3 separate regions of the Homo sapiens genome follow, and all the other regions are linked to region 1. A link is a loop called in an ENCODE intact Hi-C map of the cell type or tissue named here. Cell type or tissue: PC-9. All regions are shown on one strand.

Region 1 (2,500 bases):
CATTTAGTTCTGGAGGCTCTGGACAAGCATTTAGTTCTGAAGGCTCTGGACAAGCATTTAGTTCTGGCGGCTCTGGAAAAGCATTTAGTTCTGGATGCTGTAAGTGCAAGGTAGGGTGAGAATTGCTGGTGTCATCTTGCCAAGCTACCTTTTAGAGCCTCCTCCCCACCTTGCTCCTTCTCCCAACTCCAACCGTTCTGAACACTCCCAAGCACAGCCCTTCCCTCATTTCTACTTGGCATTCCTATCCATCCTTCCAGATTCGGTCACAGGTGACTGTAACCGAGGACTTCTGCACTCTCTACGCAGGTATAAAGCCTTCTCTGTTCCCTTGGTGAGACAGGAGTCTGAACCATCTCTACATTTTCTGTAGAGAGAACCATTCCCTCTACAGAAAATAATGCGCCACAGAAGCAGAGATTTAGCCTCGATCTTAGAAGTAACACGTCTCCAACTTCATTCTGGGCTCTTCATTTCAAAGAATCAGAGTAGGATCTGAGGATTCCTACTCTCTGGATTTTATTTGTATTCTCTGGATAAAATGCGGATCAGGGGGCCGCGGGAGGCAATCCAACATCTTTAGCCTTTAACCGTCCCAGTTGCTAACGGAGTGGAACGAGTTTATTTTTATAACAGAAATTCCTTCACTACCTCCTTGTTTTCTAAGAAAAGGCGTGTAGCGGTTTCTGGAGTTTGGGAATAGGACGCAGAGATGGGGTAAGGAATTGGAGGCAGTTCAGTAGTTTCCCTAAGTAAAGACAGTAGTTGGTAAAACATTTGCTATCTTTTCTGGAAGGATCTTTCCTGTGTCCTGAAAATCTTTTTTACAAATGAGAAAAGCATTCAGAAAAGGAAGGTCTGGGAGGATGTTTCTTAACTGAAATTTCCTCCTCTAGTCTGTTCTTAATCCTTACCAAATGTCTGCAAGATGCTGGTTAATCAAAATTTCTTGGTGATAGAGGGCTACAAAAAGGGGAAATGAAAATTTTAACGTTCGTTCATGAAAGAATAAATAAATGTTTAAAAAAAAAAAAAACTGAGGTAAATTTCTATATTCTTTCATAAAAGCAGTTTAAAGACGAACGTTTTTCGAGGTGGGGATGTAGCTCAGTGGTAGAGCGCATGCTTAGCATGCATGAGGTCCCGGGTTCGATCCCCAGCATCTCCAGTGTTTTTGTATTTATGCTCCGGAACCGTCTTTCTTTTACAGATACAGTCACAGCCTATTTCTGTAGAATCGGAAAATTAATCATATTGCCCCCACTCCCGTATTTATATCTTGCTTTGGTTACGCCTGTAGCTCTTTCATTTTTAAAATTTCATTCCTGCCTGGCCAACACGGTGAAACCCCGTCTCTACTAAAAATACATAAATTAGCCAGGCGTGGTGGCAGGCGCCTGTAATCCCAGCTACTTGGGAGGCTGAGGCAGAAGAATCGCTTGAATCTGCGAGGCGGAGGTTGCAGTGAGCCGAGATCGCGCCATTGCACTCCAGCCTAGGGGACAAGAGAGAGACTTCGCCTCGAAAAAAAAAAAGAAAAAGAAAAAAAAATTTATTCCTCTCCATTCTCAGCCGCATTTACATATGATGAGTGACTTTGGACCCTGTTCCATTAGGGCGGTGCTGGAAGGAACATTTACCAATAAAAGGACAATTATCAATAAAAATCCTAAATGGATGTTTTGTGAACGAATTCATCTTTTCACTGAGTTTTGCTGCTGGGTTTGTGGTGGGGGATCCAACGGTAGGCTGAGGTCCGGTCTCAGGTTTCACCTTTTGGGGCTTAGTGGGAAAAATATGGATTTCTCCTCAAGCTCGCAGGAAAGAAAATGTACTCTTCCCAGGCCGGAGGCTACGAAGGCATTGGGTAAATTTAGCATCTCCAAACGTGGCAGTTCTCTCAGAAATCGTACACAAAGAGGTGAAATAGTAGCATTTTGACACTGACGTTTTTCCTTCAGTGACTGCATTTTGCCAGTGAGTTCATAGCGTTCCCATGATTGTGTGGATTTGATCCCTTCTATATTGATCTCTTTTGAAATCTCTAAATTTGCTGCACTGATTCTAAAACTGCTCACTTCAATTATGCTTCTCAAACAAAAAAACAAAAACACTTCTCTTTTTAAAGCTGGTGCTTTTATACCATGCACGTGTGTGAGGACTTTCTTTGGCTAGCCCTTTTGTGTATTTCGCAGAATACACAAAAATCTCCTTTTGGGATGCCGCGTCTCTTGTATCTTGGTGCTTTAGTCTCAACTTCCAACTTGGGACAATGCAGAGATGCGGTAAGGAATCGGGGGGCAGTTCAGTAGTTTCCCTAAGTAAAAACAGTCGTTGGCAAAACATTTTCTATCTTTTCTGGAAGGATCTTTCCTTTGTCCTGAAAATCTTTTTACAAATGAGAAAAGCATTCAGAAATGGAGGGTCTTGGAGAATGTTTCTTAACTGAAATTTCCGTCCCCACTCTGCTCCTAATGTCTGCCCCCAGTGGCCCTCAGTG
Region 2 (2,500 bases), 160 kb after region 1:
GTTGGTCAGAAATATGAGTGACAACCTGGGACTTATGATTGACATGTGAAGTGGGGGGCAGTCTTGTGGAACTGAGCCCTTCACCTATAGGGTCTGCACTAATTACAGGTAGTTAGTGTCAGAATTGAGTTGCAGTGTCAACACCCAGTTTGTGTCTGCAGAATTGGAGAATTGCTTGGAGTGGAAAACCCACACATATGGTGTCAGAAGTATTGTGAGAGTATAGAAACACAGTCTTTTCTTTTAGCCTTCTCAAGTAGGCCTTGGCTTTTGACTACCTTCAGCAAGACTCCTTCTATCAGTTTACTGAGAATCTCCCCAAGTCTGGTATCTGCACAGATTATTAATCCTCTACCCTTAATTTCTAAGTCCTTAGCCTACCATTAGCAAGAATCCTGTTAGGCCAGTTTAGCAAGACTCTTCCTCCTTTTGATATCTGTGCTTAGTAATTTTCCATCATCTACGACACCTTCACTCTGCCTGTTGGCTTTAAATCCCCATTTGTCCCCATTGAGTTCAGTCTCTCTCGCTAATTGCAGTAGTCTTAGTCTTTACTAGCACTTTATCAAGTGCCAAAATAATCTTTCTTTAATATATATTTTCAAATACATTGTGATTTGGAGTAAAATAAAAAGTTCTCATTTTCTCTTCTTTCTTTACCGCTTCCCTTCCTGACCTCCAGCTGGCATTGCTCTGATTGCAAGTTTTCTCTTGCTCTTTCAAGTGTTAGTTTACAAACTTTCTTTTCTTTGAATCTCTGTGAAGTTCCTGGATAGGGATTCCATGCCCCTCTAAAATTTTCCTTATGAAACCATATTGACTGTCTACCTTTTCTTGATTCCTTGTAAAGGGAAAAGAAAACCAGTTTTAATTCTTTTGGACTCCTTTTGGCCTTTGAAATACAGTGGGGTCAGGAGTGGTGGCTCATGCCTGTTATCCCAACACGTTGGGAGGCCAAGGCAGGAGTTTGAGACTGAGCAACATAGTGAGACCCCATCCCTACAAAAAATAAAATTAGCCAGGTGTGGTGGCACACACCTATAGTCCCAGCTACTAAGGAGGCTGAGGTGGGAGGATTACTTGAACTCAGGAGGTCGAGGCTCCATTGACCAGAGATTGCACCATGTACTCCAGCCTGGGTGACAGAGTGAGACCCTGTCTCAAAATAAAATAAAATAAAATGAAACAAAACACAGTGGCCTCAACTCACCATATGAACCATTTTATAACCTCAGAGTGCCACCTAGAGTGTATGTAGAGCTTATACCAATTTTTAGATTATAACTTCAGAGGAACTAAGGCAAAGATAACTCAAGGATCTTCCCTTTTTCCAGGTCTTTATTCTTTTCTCTCTTTCCAATTTCCTCTGTATTTCTTTGCCTCCAGCCAGACAAGTTAATAGAAATGGAATTATCACCTAATAAGTTATGTTTGAAGACACTCTACACCTGGCAAAGAGAGCTTTATCTTTATCTGTAGAGCCTCAGAGTCATTTCTATTCAGAATACTGACTTTCTAGGGCTCCCCTTCCAAAAACAAAGAGTTCTAAGTTCAATGGCTCCTGAAATATGAGTTTGCTGTATGATTTTATTATATTCAGATATAGGAAATAGGAAAACAAATTGGATGGATAAAACCAATATAGATAGTACGTAAGCTAATAGCTTACAAGATAAGGCAAAATTCAGAAGATGTGTTAACTATACATAAATTAATAAGTAGCTTGTGAGACAGAAGCAGAATTCATAAGTTGTGTTAAATACACATACAAGTACATTAGTAACATGGAAGATATGTTACAGATAGAATAAATAGAATATATGATGGAACAAACAATAGTGTTATTTGGAAAGGAGCAGAAAGATGAATGGTAATCAAAACTAAATGACATTCAATTTTTCTATCCTCTTATTAGAGAAAAATTGAGTCCTCAGACTGTAACTTCCCACCAAAGGAGGAGAGGAATTATTAATGGCTTTAATAATCTATTTTAAAAGCCTAATATAAAGTTTAAAAAATTGGCCAGGCATGGTGGCTCATGCCTGCAATCCCAGCGCTTTAGGAGGCCGGGGCAGGCAGATCACCTGAGGTCAGGAGTTTGAGACCAGCCTGGCCAACATGGCGAAACCCCGTCTCCACTAAAAAATACAAAAATTAGCCAGGTATGTTGGCAGGTGCCTGTAATCCCTGCTACTTGGGAAGCTGAGGCAGGAGACTCTCTTGAACTCGGGAGGTGGAGGTTGCAGTGAGCCGAGATTGCGCCACTGCACTCCAGCCTGGCTGACAGAGCGAGACTCTGTTAAAAAAAAAAAAAAAAGTTGAAAAAGTAAATTTGCATAAATCACTGTATTTTAAGAGTTATAAGGGCACATGAGTACCTTCTGGCTTCAATCTATATTCATAATTTGCAACATTATGTAAAAACCAAGCTCTCAATGTCTGCTGTCAAGGAATTCTGAAACCAGCCACTTCATGCCTTCCTAAACCAGCACTGCATTTT
Region 3 (2,500 bases), 51 kb after region 1:
ATGGCAATTAGGAGGCTTTCCTCCTCAGAGGACTCTTGTGGCTTTCCACAACATATTGTCTCATATTTTTATGGCCAGTTTATGCAGGCACCCCACAAGCCCTTTTCCCAAAAACATGTCATTTATTTTTACTGAAATTTTCTTGAACAAGAGATATTTGGATGCCTGGTCTCTCACACTCCCACTAAGCTATTTCAGCAAAAGGACAGTAGTTCTGGTTTCATTTAACCAGCCAATCCATTCTGTCTCATTCGGGTTAGACTTGGGAGGCACCCCATGCTATGACAGACAGCATTTTATTGTCCTTCATGTACCTATCACCGCACAATACTAACGGGGCCCACTGCTTCCATATCTGGTGATTCAAGAAAAGGTAAGGTATAGGGTGGTTGGAAGCTCAGAAGAAAGACATCAATAAGATATGTTTCTGCTATTCCACCTCCATGCTGTTCTTTGCTCTAAGAACTCTTCAGAATTCAAAAAAGAAAAGAAAAAAAAAACAGTGAATAAAACAAAGGGTCTTTTATTATTTTTATATTTTTTCTGTTTTTCAGTAATACCATAGCATGAAATCCAAAGAAACCAGGCTGATTAATTTGCGAAAATGCTTTTACAAAGGGTTCAAGACCTTCCTGGTGTGGCAATGCTATCGATACAGATACTTAACACTGCAAAGGCTGTACAGACAAGCAGAAAATTGAATGAATGAGACTAGGTTTATTTAACGGGAGGGAGAAAGGAAAGTGGAAAGGCGGTCCATTGAGAGGAGAAAGTGCGCACTCCCAAAACTGGTGGAGGTGCCGGGGATTGAACCCGGGACCTCGTACATGCTAAGCACGCGCTCTACCACTGAGCTACACCCCCAACCACAGACAGGTTGCTTTGCATTTCTTTCATGATTTATAATCAGTATTTCTCAAAGATTCGGTAAATTGCAATGAAATCATGAATGCAAACTCCGCAATTTGTGAAACAGCTAGGCTGGGTCCTGCACAAGCAGCGTCCAAAGAAAGCAACACAGTGAAATTACAAAGGAAGGAGCCTGAAAGCAGACAATCTGTTGTCTCTCGCTTTTTCCAGCTTCATTTCCTGCTGTTTTCAACCATAAGGCCCCAGGAGGCCAAAGCCAGTAGCGCAGCCAGGGTACCAGCTGAGACCTACGTGTTTGAAGGGAAACTGTAGGGGGGCGTCAAAGGGGATCCTCGCCTACCGAGTTCCAGTCCCCGGGCCCAGCACCGCCTTTCTTGGAACAAAGACCCTCAAATCACTTCCGTTTCCAAAAGCCCAAAACGTCCACTGAACACTTAGTGGTGATGGCAGGGAACGTTCTTGTGAGCTCAAGATGTCATGAATCAATCACAAGGACAAACTGGAAATCTGGACCCGGGTGAGAGGCATCACGTAGGCACCCAGATCCGCACGTCTAGAGTAGTTTACCTCCGACAAAACTCTGAGGGTCCCCTGCTAAGCCAAACTGGTGGGGGTTGGGGTGGGGTAGTAGCGTTATCTGAAAAAAAGATGAATTAGGTAAGGCAGGGCTGGCATCTGTTGCTTGGCGACCAATCTGTAGGAAACCATGGAGCAATGAAAAATTATTGGTTTCTCGAATGGTGAGGGGAGGTGGGGGAAGCTTCTCATATTTTAAAGAGCTGGCCCAGCCCAACCCAAATTCACAACTATTGACTTCTGAGGCACCTCCGTTGAAATCTCTCCCTCTCTCTTTCTCAAACAATTTATAACTCACTAAAAAGTTGAAAAAATAAAAATAATACAAAAATACCCTTCTATCCTTTACTCAGATTTAGATATTATTAATATTTTACCCCATTTGCCTTATGAGTTGCTTCTTCTCTCTCCTGTACGTTGCATACATCACGTCCATTTCCTTTACTTAAGTACTTTTCTATATACCCACAGTACTATTAGGAACTTTTGTAAATTTAACATTGATACAATAGCTGTATTTAATCTACAGTCTGCATTTCAAGTTGACCAATTGACCTGATGTTTTCCTCTCATATAGGATCTAGTCTAGGGTCAGGCGTTGCATTTAGTTGTCCTGTCTTTTTTAGTCTTCTTTAATGAAAAATATTTGCATAGTCTTTATTTTTTTTGACATTGATATGTCATTTAAAAAATAGTGTTATTTTCATTTCTTTCTTTCTTTCTTTTTCTGAGACAGAGTCTCGCCCTGTTGCCCAGCTGGAGTGCAATGGCGCGATCTCGGCTCACTGCAACCTCCGCCTCCCGGGTTCAAATGATTCTCTTGCCTCAGCCTCCTGAGTAGCTGGGATTACAGGTGCCTGCCACTATGCCTGGCTAATTTTTTTTTTTTTTTTTTGTATTTTTTAGTAGAGGCGGGGTTTCACCATGTTGGCCAGGCTGTTCTCGAACTCCTGACCTCGTGATCCGCCCGCCTCAGCCTCCCAAAGTGCTGGGATTACAGGCATGAGCCACTGCTCCCGGCCTCATTTCATTTTTAAAAATAGAATGTCTTTCA

The links. Hi-C counts contacts between places; a loop is a spot of excess contacts. Peaks named below come from ENCODE experiments on the same cell type or tissue, not always from the same donor. Only the 100,000 strongest peaks of a DNase experiment are listed, where the experiment ranks them.
Region 2: it touches region 1 in a loop (1.9-fold over the local background); 3 of 110 quality-filtered maps call a loop at or near these places.
Region 3: it touches region 1 in a loop (7-fold over the local background); 10 of 110 quality-filtered maps call a loop at or near these places.

Annotation. Positions count from the first base shown.
Region 1 is chr6:28,656,905-28,659,404 of GRCh38, reverse strand. TRA-AGC4-1 (tRNA-Ala (anticodon AGC) 4-1) reads left to right here and starts at 1,097; the gene lies at 1,097-1,168. In PC-9, no CTCF peak of the experiment used is centred here; a DNase peak (open chromatin) is centred at 1,104; H3K4me3 peaks cover 2,339 bases.
Region 2 is chr6:28,495,035-28,497,534 of GRCh38, reverse strand. No RefSeq gene overlaps it. Among named protein-coding and RNA genes, the nearest start is that of TRT-CGT1-1, 7.2 kb to the right of the region's middle. In PC-9, a CTCF peak has its summit at 1,199 (motif pointing left); no DNase peak of the experiment used is centred here.
Region 3 is chr6:28,605,520-28,608,019 of GRCh38, reverse strand. It overlaps TRA-AGC3-1 (tRNA-Ala (anticodon AGC) 3-1), which reads right to left and starts at 864; the gene lies at 793-864. It also overlaps a transcript of SCAND3 not described here. In PC-9, CTCF peaks have their summits at 816 and 1,015; DNase peaks (open chromatin) are centred at 919 and 979; H3K4me3 peaks cover 1,489 bases; H3K27ac peaks cover 321 bases.